Linked DNA regions of Homo sapiens: all the other regions are linked to region 4. Evidence: chromatin contacts called from ENCODE Hi-C or POLR2A ChIA-PET data. All regions are on one chromosome and are shown on one strand. Each heading gives the region's core, a stretch centred on a gene start or an enhancer-like site at or near the end of the contact. The rest is flanking DNA. Distances are from core to core; before and after follow the strand shown. Region 1 overlaps HRK (harakiri, BCL2 interacting protein). Region 2 overlaps RNFT2 (ring finger protein, transmembrane 2). Region 3 holds the start of FBXW8 (F-box and WD repeat domain containing 8). Region 4 holds the start of MAP1LC3B2 (microtubule associated protein 1 light chain 3 beta 2).

Region 1 (3,021 bases), core at 192-2,691, 300 kb before region 4:
AGACCAGTCTGGCCAACATGGCAAAACTCAGTCTCTACTAAAAATACAAAAATTTAGCCGGGCATGATGGCATGCACCTGTAGTCCCAGCTACTTGGGAGGCTGAGGCAGGAGGCAGAGGTTGCTTGAACCCAGGAGGCAGAGGTTGCAGTGAGCTGAGATCGTACCACTGCACTCCAGCCTGGGCAACAGAACGAGACCTTGTCTCAAAAACAAACAAACAAACAAACAAACAAACAAACAAACAAAAAACCCTACCTTTTTAAGGTGTACAAGTCAATGATGAGGAGTATACATAGAATTTTGCAGCCATCTTCACAGTCAACTTTGGAAAATTTTCGTTTCCCTGAAAGAAACCCCATGCGCATGAGTATCACTCCCCAATTCCTCCTATCCGCCCCGGCCCTAGGCAACCACCATTCTCCTTTCTGTCCCAGAAGATCTGCCTGTTGTGGACATTTCATATAAATGGAATCACACAATATGTGTCCTTTTGTGTCTGGCTTCTTTGACTTAGCATGATGCCTTCAAGGTTCATCCATCTTCACGTATCAATACTTCATTCCTTTTTGATGGCTGACTAATAGTCCATTGTATGGAAAGACCACATTTTGTTTATTCATCAGTTGATGGACATTTGGGTTGTTTCCGTATTTTGCTATTATGGATAATTCTGCCATGAGCATTTGTGCACACATTTTGTGCATTCTGTGGTGGATGCTCCTGGGTATGGGCTGTTTTTTCTGCCCTGCCTAGGATGCCTCATTTTCTTATCCTGGTTAGTTTCCTGGCACTCTTCAATAGTCAGCAGGGGCCTGCCACTCTCTCTGAGGAGTCTGCTTTGTCTCCCTTATGAGCTGCCTCCCCTGGGCTCCTATAGACCACGTTTCCCCAGACTGCATGTGCTCTTTACATGGGACTGTCATTATCCACTTCTTCCCATCTCCCTGTTGGTTCTGAGCCCCTCAAGGGGCAAGAATTACGTCATTGAACCTGTAGCCCCTAGTATGGCACTTGGCATACTTGGGAATAAGTGAATGGATGAATGAACGAACAAACAAACAAAAGAGAACAGAGACTGCCCTACAACTCTCTCTTGAATCTGGGTCTATGAAATGAATCGAGGAAGGTCCTGTTCTGAATTTGGAGAAGCAAAAAGTTCATGTGTCTCTAGATTCTTCTTTTTAAAAACATCTCTGAAGATGCCTATGTAAATATCTAGGTCTAAAAGCAGAGAGGGGAGTGTGTGTGCACGCACAAATGTCTATTTGGGGAAGGCTGCTACATAGACAGAGATTCTGGTAAGGGGAAGAGTGCCAAGACTAGCTTTTGAGGCATCCTTCCTCCAAAACCAGAGCTTTGCATCCAGTAGCTCTCCCCTCCCTCCTCCCCCTCCCGACATCCGGGGCTGAGCGTGCAGAGGCCCACTGCACTGACGTCACCCCCAGCAGCTGTCTGCACTGACCAAAATACCAATCTTTATTTCTGCAGGTTGGTGAAAACCCTGTGTCCTTGGAGAAAGCTGGTTCCCGTTTTCCAGAGGGGGAGCCCAGAGCTTGAAAGGCCGCGGTTGGCACTTCGAGAAGGAAGTGGAGAGTAAAGACAGCGCCTGGAGCGATCGTAGAAACACAGAATGGGACTGGGGAAGCCCTTTGGAAATCCAGCTGCAGAAACAGACACCCCAATGCTATTTACATACAGCTCTATATATATAAAAAAAGAAAATATGAATATTACGTATCAGTGCATGCCTTGTTGAGGACGTGGTTGCCTTCCTTTTCTGCACCTTGCGATGTGAACTTTGATATTCTGTAATGTCTGGGGCGCCAGAAGAGAGATGCCTGCTGTGTACTTAGAAACTATTTGCAAAGACTGGTGGGAATTAGCCCCAGCATCGGCCAACTGCCTGGGGATAGATGCTGGTGGAATAAGAGGTAACAGTGCAAAAGGCATGATAGAAAAAAAAAGTGAGGACTTGGGACCGATTGTGTAGGGGCAGTCTGGGATGCCTCCATTTCTTGACTCGTCCTAGCCTCTCCCTCTGTACTTACCTAGGTCGATCGCTAGATCCCACTGTCACGTCAAGAGAAATGGGATTTTTGTGTCTCTGGTGCTTCACTTAAAATTTTGCTGGTGCTAAGTGCGTTCCTGCTGGTGCTGCTGTGGTATTCTGTTGACAGACTTGGAAGGCCAGGGGACAAGAGAGATTTCTATTTTGCTGTTTCAGATTCTTTTTTTTTTTTTTTTAAGGGACAAGTTGCAAAAGTGCCACTTGAGAGTCTCTTCTCTTCTTCTACCTGGGGACGAATATCCAGAGGTGGTTTGGAGCAAACCTTGGGGTCTAGGAGGGAGGATGGCATTGAGAGGCTTGCTGGTTATGAGGCAGAAAGCTGACCTCATGCATGACTTGGTTGCTATCTCCCCCACCCCCACAAAAGTGTCCTCGGAGTTCAGCCCACAGCCTCCTCCACTCCCCAAGGGGATTTCAGGGTTTAGGTTTTATGGATTAAAGAGCCAAGAAATGGCTACATTCTGTTCAAAGATGATTTATAACCGGGGGATGTTGTGGGAGGGAGTGGGCCATTTAAATGAAATGCACCAGCATCTCACTGATTGACAGAGGTCTGATTTTTTTCCCCCCAAGGATAAGCTACTATTTTCAGAAGTTTCTAGAAGGGCTAAAAAAAGATGTGTGCTGGACGGAGACTTGGCTGCAAAGACTCTTCAGGGAGCAGTGATTATTTTTTGCTTTCATTTTCGAAAAATCCAACATAAGCAGGTATTCTTCCTCTGTGCAGGATACCACACACTGCCATTTTCAAAGCCGAGGTGGCGAGGTGTCAGGCTGCAGATTCGGACGGTCATTCTCCAAGGCTGGATTTGCAGGTCACCACCCGGTACCTATAGACAGAGGGTCCAGCAGGCTGGTTAGCAGACACCGCTCCAGTTCTAAGACGCCAGCAGTGGGATCCATGTTTAAGGTGGATGCGGCTGAAATGGGAATTATCCCCCCACAGGCTTT
Region 2 (3,119 bases), core at 560-3,059, 260 kb before region 4:
GTGGGAGAAACAAGTGTGACGGGGCAGGACTGGGGATAGAAGCAAGGCTAGAGAAGAGCACAGGAAGGAAGGAGGGAAGTGGATAGAAACAGGAGGGGGAAATGGGGCTGGGGGCAGAAGAAAGGAAGAGAGAAATGGCAGAGTTAGAGGCCAGAAGAGAAAGAACACCCAGGAGGCAGAGTCCAGGTGAGAAGGCAACAGGGGAAGAGTAACCCCCGTATTAAGCGCTTACCAGGGGCCAGGAACGGCACACCAATTGCTCCTCTTGTAGGTAGTTATGACGCGTTCCCATTTCTTAGATGAGAAAGCTCAAACACAGAGGCAGGGGAGGGAAGAACAGAGTGGGAGACCCAGCAAGTGAGAGGATTACAAGAGGAAAGAGAGAAGGACTAGGGCTGGCTTCTAGTTTAGTGATGAGTTTCTCGGTTGAACACTTAGTACCTGCAGGCTGTCCCCAGACTCTGACAATCCCAGGAGATGGACACTGAAATTATTTGCCCCTGTTAACTGGTGAGGAGAGAGAGGCTCAAAGAGGCAGGGTATGTTGTTCGAAGTTGCTAGACAGTGGTGGAGCCGGGATTTAAATCCAGCCTGATTTTCCAGAGTGGCTTTGTGCCACTCTGAGAAACAGAGAAAGGGAGACCCTAGGAGACCTTAGGAGATAAAGTAAGATGTGGGAGAAAGAGAAAGAAAAGATACAAGCTATGGGGGTAGAGAGGGAAGGATAACTGAAGGATGATAAAATTCAGAATAATGGGTACCCCTGGTGGGGGAAGTGAGGACACAGGAACTTTCCAGATGCCGGAAATGTTCCATATCCACCACAGCCAATCCAGTAACCACTGGTCACATGTCGCTATGGAGCACTTGAAATGTGGCTATTCTGAATTGAGATGTACTGAAAGTCTAAAATACACAGGGATAGCTGGGCATGGTGGCTCACACCTATAAACCCAGAACTACGGGAGGCCGAGGCAGGAGGACCCCTTGAGACCAGGAATTCGAGACCAGACTGGGAAACATAATGAAATCCTGTCTCTACAAAAACTAGCCAGGCATGATGGCGCACGCCTGTAGACCCAGCTACTCGGGAGGCTGAGGCAGGAGGATGACCTGAGCCCAGGGAAGTCGAGGCTGCAGTAAGCATGATCGTACTTCTACACTCCAGCCTGGGAGACACAGTAAGACTGTCTTTAAAAACAAACAAACAAACAAACAATATCCCTTAAAAGCAAAAGAAACAAGGAATTTCAAAGTCTTAGAAAAACAACAAAAGGTAAAATATCTCATTAAAAATTTTATGTTGATTACATGTTGAAATAATATTTTGGACACATTAGGCTAAATAAAATATAGTATTAAAATTAAAGTCACCTGTTCCTTTCTAGTTGTTTAACGTGACTACTAGAACATTTAAAATCGTCTGTGTGACTACTCTTATATTTCTGTCGGACAGCTTTGTTGATACTTTGATCTGAGTGATTACATATGTTTGTAAAAATCCACTGAGCTTTATAATTAGGGCACTCCACAGTATGTAAGTTATGCCTCAATACAAAAGAAAAAGGAAAAAAGGCAAGAGAAGGGCGAGCCAGGATGGAAAGAAGCGCAGCAGGTAGGAGGCGGGGCCAGCGGGGCGGGGCTGGTGGCCGCGCGTTGCCTGGCAACGGGTGCTGCCGGTGACGTCACCACCCGGCGGCAGCCATTAATCCCCCTCCTGGCGGCGCGGGCTGGCCCGGCCGCCTGCCTCCTCCTCCCCCGGGCCCGGATGAGATCACCGCGTCGGGCGGCCGGCTGTCCCCGCGCTCCCAACAAATCGACTCCTCGGCGAGCGCCGGCATCTCATGATCTCATGGCCCCGCGGGACGGCGCCGGCCGATGAGGTCACAGCCCCGCGCCCCGGGCCGCCCCGCTCTGCGCGCCGCCGGCTCCGGGTCTGGCCTCCGGGCGTCCCGCGCCGGTACCAGGCCCCCGAGCCTGAGGCTCTTAGCCCTTCGCGGACAAAGGAGATCTCAGTTTGCGAAGGGCAAAGCTGCCTTTTCCATCCTTTTGACGCATCTTTGCGCGTCCACTCCCCGCTCTCTTATTTGGACATTTCACCCCGAAGACCCCTTGTCCAGCAGGGAGTGACCTCATCAGCTCCCCTAAACTTGAAGTCAGGGGCCATGCGACGCGGCTTGCCTGCAGGATTTCACAGCCACTGAGTGAAGGAAGTTGTGGAGCTGTGTCTTACAGACGAAGAAACGGGATCAGAGGGATAAAGGAATCTGCCCCAGATTACCCACGTAGGGAAGGGTGGCGCAGGAACCCGGACCTCCATGATGTGAATGAGCCCTTTGACAGCCTTTTTCTTCTCCTTACCTGTACCCCAAACCTCTGCACCTTTACCCCAGTTCCTCCTTGCTCTGGTGTAAACAGTGGTAACGGTCCCACTTGCGGCGTGCCCCCGCAATGCTGGGTCCTGTTCCACATGACAGACCACTGTAGAGGAATTATACGGACCATTTTACAGATGAGAACACAAGGCTCGGAGAGGTCAAGTTACTTGCTGCAGAACTGGGACTTGTACCCAGGTGACTTGACTCTACAGCAGAGCCTTTCAATTACTCGACACCACCTTCCCCAGAAAAAGAGGAAGGCTTCCGAATGTTGACAGTGGACGATACACCCTCCCTTCTCTCTCCGACAGGGTCGCCATCAAACCCAGTTGAAGAGGGTCCAGTGAGAGCCTATTAGAGGCTTCACAACTCACTTGCCAGCAGCAGATTTCTCCCATCGCTTAGAGACTGCTCACTCACACCACTCCTCAGAAGACCTCCAGCAACATACACAGCCAGGAACGACAGGAAGGAAGGGACATGACATTTACTGAACGGCAGTGCTGAACCAGGCACTGAGCCAGGGCCTGTTACTAAGGGCAAAGCTGGGAGGGATATTACCAGCCCAGGTTTGCAGACGAAAAAGCGGATTTTTTTTTTTTTTTTGAGATAGGGCCTCACTGTCACCCAGGCTGGAGTGCAGTGGTGCGATCTCAGCTCACTGCAGCCTTGAGTTCCTGGGCTCAAGCGAGCCTCCCCTCTCAGCCCCACGAGTAGCTGGGACCACAGGTGTGTGCCACC
Region 3 (2,928 bases), core at 347-2,846, 350 kb before region 4:
GGAACTTGCAGTGAGCCGAGATCGCGCCACTGCAACTCCAGCCTGGGCGACAGAGCGAGCGAGACTCCGTCTCAAAAAAAAAAAAAAAAAAAAAGAATGATTCTCAATTGGGAGGATCACTTGGGCCCAGGAGTTTGAGACCAGACTGGGCAATACAGGGAGACCTTGTCTCTACCAAAAAATTTAAAAAATTAGCTGAGTGTGGTGGCGCATGCGTGTAGTCCCAGCTACGCGGGATGCTGAGGGAAGAGGATGGCTTGAGCCAGGCAGTTTGAGGCTGCAGTGGGCCGGGAGAGCAACAGTACACTCTAGCCTGGGCAACAGAGCAAGACCCTGTCTCAGAAAAGAAAGAAAGAAAGAAAAAAAAAAAAAAACAGGAAAAAAAAAAGTGGGTTCCCAATTGTAAAGCTGTAGGGACTTCCTTTGGGCCTAATTTAAATCAAACCATTAGAACCTGGAGCCTTGTCCTCTTAACCTGGGAGCCACGGATGCATTTCAGGTGTTCTTGATTTTCCCAACTTTCTGAAGGGGATTATTTTTAACGGACACAGGGTCCCCAGCTTCCTCCAGATTCTCCAAGGTATCCACGCCCCACAAAAAGATAAGAAACTCTATCCTAATGAAAGTGCCCAGGAGATTCTTCCTCCTCTTCTTCCTTTTTTTCTGAGATAATTTTTTTGAATACGTGCACGGTTACAAAAATTAAATAGTGCAAACAGTATACAAAGGTAAAATTACTTCCTATCCATCATCTGGGTCCTCCTTTTCAAAGGCAACCTTTGTTCAAAGTTTAGGTAGCCTTCAAGAGCAGGATTTCTCAACCCCACACTTACTGATATTTTGTCCTGGATAATTTTTTTGTGCGTGGTGTCCTGTACACTGTAGGATGTTCAGGAGCATCTCTGGCCTCTACCCACTAGATGCCCAGTAACATGCACACATACACACCCCGATGAGGCACCCAAAAATGTCTGCAGACACTGCCACATCTGGGGGAACAAAATCGCCCTGGTTGGGAAGTGCTGCTTCCAGAAAGACCCCTATGCAAGCACAAACATTGGTGTTTGTGCGTCTACTCATTTTCTCGGGCAACTAGTGGCACACAGTTACTCTCCAAATCACTGCAGGGGTTTGTCCTGGGGGCGGGGGCCGGCGCAGGCATGGGCGGGGGGGAGGCGACGGCCACTCACCAGGTCGCGGATGAGCTGGTCCACCAGCTGCTCCCCGCCCCCGGCGCCCTCGCGGGCCAGAGGAGAACGTGAGCGGCTCGCTACGTCCTGCCCCTCGGCCCGAGTCGCCCGCGCCGCCGGGGGCCTCCCCGCGCCCTCCAGGAGACGCTGGGCCAGCGCCGGGTCCCCCGAGGCCTGTTCGCCGCGCCCGGAGCCCACCTCCGGCCGCCGAGCCCGCCTCTCGGCAGCCTCGGGCCGTCGCCGCTTCTTCGGCGCCTGGGCCTGCGCCAGCTCCTCCTGCCAGCGCCGACGGAACTCATCCAGGCTGTAGTCGTCCATATTCGCCGCTCCCGGCGCTCCACGTTCTCCTCGGTTCCACCGGGTGCCACGAGACAGTCCCGCCCAGGGAAGTGTCCGCCGCGGCCGGAAGCCGCTGCCGCCGCCGCTCTAGGGTTCCGGGTGGGCGTCCACGCCCCCGCCACGCCCCCGGCGCTGCCCCTGTACGCACGTGGTGGTCCGGCTTGTGGCTTGTGGCGCCCAAAGCAGAGGTTTACGCAGCTGCCCCTCAGCCCGTCAGCTCTGCTGCCTATCACTTTTGCTAAGCTCTGACTTTGCGCCAAGCATTGTTCCTTCATTCAACAAACATTCATTCAGCAACTACTATATGCCAGGCACCAAGAATTCAGCATTTAAATCTGTAAAACAAAACAAAAACTCTGACGTCTTGGAGCATGCGTTTAAGTAGGGAGACTTTAAACAAAGAAATATGAACATTTAAATCAGTGATAGGTATTAGGAAGAAAACAAAATAAGGTAAGGTAAGGGGAGTAAGGATTGATAGTGAAAGTCTGTTTAAGATGTTATTTAAATTAAAATCTAAAAGAGAATCAACAGGTGGATAAAGAAACTGATATATACATATGGTGGAATACTACTCAGCCATAAAAAAGGAATGAATTCATGGCATTCGTAGCAACCTGGATGGGATTGGAGACTATTATTCTAAGTGAAGTAACTCAGGAATGGAAAACCAAACATCGTATGTTCTCACATATAAGTGGGAGCTAAGCTACGAGGATGCAAAAGCATAAGAATGACTTATGGGACTTTGGAACAGGGGAGGGGGACGAGGGGAGGGTGGGAAGGTGGGGAGGGATAAAAGACTATAACTTGGGTTCAGTGTATACTGCTCGGGTGATGCGTGCACCAAAATCTCACAAATCACCACTAAAGAACTTACTCATGTAACCAAATACCACCTGTTCCCAATAACCTGTGGAAATAAAAATTTTTTTTTAAAAATCTGAAAGAGAAACCAGCCAAGGGAAGGTCAGATCTTAGGAGAGAGATTTCCAGAAGGAAATCCAAGGGCTTTAAGATGGGAAAGAAAATGACATACGATGGCGTTCCACTTAAAAATGTTTTCTTTGCACCTGATATTCCCTCAGCAGGGAACTTTTCCCCCCACCTTGACTTGGTTAACTCCTACACATCTTTCATATCTCAACTCACATTTCACTTAATCTTCCAACCTCCACTCAAGAAACATCAGGTATCCCTGTTACTCATTCTCACAGCATCCTGTACTTCTCATCATAATACATAACACAATTTGTAATTTTATTTTTATGTATATATATATATCCCTTCCCTTCTAGATTGGCAACTCTTAGCTTTGAGACTGGTGATTAATACATGCTCAATAAATGGTTTTTTGTTTGTTTGTTTGTTTGGTTTGTTTTGTTTTTGAGACGGAGTC
Region 4 (2,944 bases), core at 225-2,724:
GTAAGCCACTATGCCCAGCCTTTTTTTTTTTTTAAACTATTTGTAGAAACAGGGTCTCCCTATGTTGCCCAAGCTGGATCTGCCTTCCTTTTATAAGGATACCTGTCATTGGATTTGAGGTCCACCCAGGTAGTCTAGGATGATTCAATCTTGAGATCCTAAAATTAATTTACACCTGCAAAGATCCTTTCTCCATTAAGGTCACATTCACAGGTGCTGCAGCACATTAGACTGTGGACATATCTTTTCTTTTTTTGGTGGAGGTGTGACTGGGGAGACACTATTAAACCCACTACAGTGTAAAAGTAGGCCAGATGTGATGGTTCACACCTGTAATCCCAAGACTTTGGGAGGCCGAGGTGGGCGGATCACTTGAGGTCAGGAGTTCGAGACCAGCCTGGCCAACATGGCGAAACCTCGTCTCTACTAAAAATACAAAAATTAGCTGGGCGTGGTGGCGCACCTGTAATCCCAGCTAGTCGGAAGGCTGAGGCAGGAGAATCACTTGAACCCAGGAGGCAGAGGTTGCAGCGAGCCGAGAGCGCGCCACTGCATTCCAGCCTGGGCGACAGAGGAAGACTCTATCTAAATATATATATATACATATACATACATATATATATATATATATATATATATATATATATATATATATATATATATATAGCCAAACTTAGCTTTATTTCAGAGCCGTTGCTGGGCCTGGGAGTGGAGAGAGATCAGGAGAGCGCCACCAGCTTGGATCGGTTAGTGAGCTGCGGTGGTTTTTGTTTTTGTTTTTTTTTTCTTGACAGTGTCTCCTATTGTTTTGTATTTCTCTTTTGTTTTGAGGTTTTCTGCCATCTTTTCTGGAAGGTGCATGATGCTCAGCTCTGTGGTTATTTTTGCCCAACAGCTGTGTTTCCGGTGAGCGGCTGTGGGATTCTTCTGACTCAGCAAAACTGGAGCAGTAACCGTCAAGAAGCCATTCAAGCAAGGCTAGAAATAAAGAAGCTGTTTCTTCACCGTCCCCTCCTCCTCCTCTCACTTCCCTCCCCATGGGTACCTTTTGAAAGTCTCACAAAGCACTTTGAAAAAACTACTTGGACCAGTATGCTGGAGGGTTGACTGAAGGTGGCCCCTCCGCTGGGCTTTAAGCAAACAGATAAATTCTGGAAAGGACTCTGCCCTGCCAGCCTGGCTGTGGCCTTCGGAAGGCCCCTCCCAACATGCCCCCACCCGCCGATCACATGGACTGTGTCTTACAAGTTTCCCACAGGTCTGACTAGTGAAAGCAGAGGCTGTGGGGACTTTTGTGGTTTTTCTAGGGTGTGGCCCCACTTTGCCTTCACCAGGCCTGAGTATCTATGCCGTGCAGCTTGCCTGCTTCTCAAAGGTCATGATTTCCACCCTGGGGCTGGGAGGCAGCTACATATTCCTACCCGCTGGCACAGGATCTGGCCCTGCACTCCCGAGAGGTGGCTGCGAGCCTTGCGGAGGCAGAGAGAGAACAAAATGGAAAGGAATCTTCCTCCCGGAGAGCCATCTTCTGTGCATGCCGGTGCCTGCAAAAGACAGGCGAGGCGAGACAGCTGCACCTCGGGCCTCGTCGCTGTTGCTGAGAAAGAAAGGAACAAATAAATTTAGCTCCATCCTACGCATCCTTTGCAGCTGCTGATTGACCAAACAGAAAGAGGCCTCTATTTCAACCCTGGCTTCTCAGCTTTTTGCCTGATGGGGTCTGCTATCGCCCTTTACAAGGGACTTTTGAAGGAGGAAACGGGCCGTGGCCTTATTTAGCGCCTGGCCGGCTGGAGGCTGCACAGACAGGAGTTCAAGTTTAGGGTGTCTCTTCTTGCCCATCCCAAAGCAAAATGGTGGCCCGGAAACGTTTCCAAATGGGCTTCGGCTCCTGGAATTTCCAATGTATTTATTTGGAAGCCAGAACATGGTGGGTGGAGAGATGTGTAACTGTGCCGAGGCCAGCCTATAGCTCCCGAAGCCATTAGTTTAATAGCACCATTTGTGGAAATAAAGAACTCGCTGACTGGGCTTGAAGGTAAAAGACTGGAACGAAGCACTGAGGGGGTTTCGTGGGGCTCACTAGCGTGGAGAGGTCCCTGCGGGATGGGGGACAAGCTGTGTGGACTTTGAGTCAGATAGACTTGGGTTCCAGTCCTAGCTCTATCACCTAAAGGCACGTTGTCTCTGGACAAAGAGAGCCTTTGCTCTGTGATATGTAAGTGAAATGCTAGCTGTGACACTGAACCTCTCTGAGCCTCAGTTCCTTATCTGTAAAACAGCAATGATGACACGAGGTCGTCACAAGGATTAAATGACAAAGAATACTGAACCTACATAGCCCAGCTCTTGCTGTGCCATGATGGTGTAGAGTGGCCCCTGTTTGACCTGCCCAGGCCCATTCTCCAAAGAAGCTGTACAGGTGAGGTGGCTCACCCCTGTAATCCCAGTACTTTGGGAGGCCGAGAAGGGAGGATCACTTGAGCCCAGGAGTTTGAGGCCAGCCTGGGCAACATAGAGAGACCCCATCTCTGCAAAAAAATAAAAAAAATTAGCTGGGTGTGGCGGTGCACGCCTGTGGTCCCAGCTACACAGGAGGCTAAGGTGGGAGGATCCCTTGAGCCCAAGAGGTCCAGGCTGCAGCCTGGGTGACAGAGCAAGACCCTGTCTCTAAAAAAAAAAAAAAAAAAAAAAAATAGAAGGTGTTTCTTCCCCAATCCTCTCCTTTCATTTCCCTCCCCGTGAGTACTATTTGGAAGTCTCACACGGCACTTTTTAAAAACCACTTTAAGTCCGGGTGCAGTGGCTCATGCCTGTAATCCCAGTACTTTGGGAGGCCAGGGTGGGTGGATTACTTGAGATCAGGAGTTCAAAACCAGCCTGGCCAACATGGTGAAGCCTCATCTCTACCAAAAATACAAAAATTAGCGGGACACGGTGGCAC

Evidence for each region. A loop is a pair of places that touch in the nucleus more often than their neighbours do. ChIA-PET counts read pairs that join two places held with the same protein, here RNA polymerase II (POLR2A). Pooled maps may share reads with other maps.
Region 1: a loop to region 4 is called in a map of OCI-LY7, with 9 times the contacts of the local background. The contact joins the enhancer-like site here to the promoter of MAP1LC3B2 in region 4. A Hi-C loop is called at or near these places in 1 of 168 maps with a recorded cell type or tissue (OCI-LY7) and 4 of 50 pooled maps. POLR2A ChIA-PET finds 5 or more read pairs at or near these places in 1 of 52 experiments (CD8-positive, alpha-beta memory T cell).
Region 2: a loop to region 4 is called in a map of CD4-positive, alpha-beta T cell, with 2.6 times the contacts of the local background. The contact joins the enhancer-like site here to the promoter of MAP1LC3B2 in region 4. A Hi-C loop is called at or near these places in 2 of 168 maps with a recorded cell type or tissue (CD4-positive, alpha-beta T cell and naive thymus-derived CD4-positive, alpha-beta T cell), 1 of 37 single-sample maps with no recorded cell type and 10 of 50 pooled maps. POLR2A ChIA-PET finds 5 or more read pairs at or near these places in 1 of 52 experiments (OCI-LY7).
Region 3: a loop to region 4 is called in a pooled map, with 3 times the contacts of the local background. The contact joins the promoter of FBXW8 here to the promoter of MAP1LC3B2 in region 4. A Hi-C loop is called at or near these places in 1 of 168 maps with a recorded cell type or tissue (naive thymus-derived CD4-positive, alpha-beta T cell), 20 of 37 single-sample maps with no recorded cell type and 11 of 50 pooled maps.

The regions. Positions count from the first base shown.
Region 1 is chr12:116,859,936-116,862,956 of GRCh38, reverse strand. It overlaps HRK (harakiri, BCL2 interacting protein), which reads left to right. Exons shown (of 2, transcript NM_003806.4): 2 at 1,491-3,021. Among named protein-coding and RNA genes, the nearest start is that of HRK, 20 kb to the left of the region's middle. Within about 2 kb of position 1,441, at least 3 of the 41 ENCODE cell types and tissues checked have a DNase peak (open chromatin) inside an H3K27ac peak, as active enhancers do; they include OCI-LY7, where a contact is called at or near this core.
Region 2 is chr12:116,818,186-116,821,304 of GRCh38, reverse strand. The region is part of intron 7 of RNFT2 (ring finger protein, transmembrane 2); the gene reads right to left. Among named protein-coding and RNA genes, the nearest start is that of HRK, 62 kb to the left of the region's middle. RefSeq lists a silencer at 1,573-1,932 and an enhancer at 2,133-2,182. Within about 2 kb of position 1,809, at least 40 of the 41 ENCODE cell types and tissues checked have a DNase peak (open chromatin) inside an H3K27ac peak, as active enhancers do; they include CD4-positive, alpha-beta T cell and OCI-LY7, where a contact is called at or near this core.
Region 3 is chr12:116,909,618-116,912,545 of GRCh38, reverse strand. It overlaps FBXW8 (F-box and WD repeat domain containing 8), which reads right to left and starts at 1,596. Exons shown (of 11, transcript NM_153348.3): 1 at 1,191-1,596. The coding sequence starts at 1,508. RefSeq lists silencers at 1,129-1,388, 1,549-1,768.
Region 4 is chr12:116,557,911-116,560,854 of GRCh38, reverse strand. MAP1LC3B2 (microtubule associated protein 1 light chain 3 beta 2) reads right to left here and starts at 1,474. Exons shown (of 2, transcript NM_001085481.3): 1 at 1,422-1,474. RefSeq lists enhancers at 881-980, 1,021-1,070, 1,291-1,630, 1,470-1,979.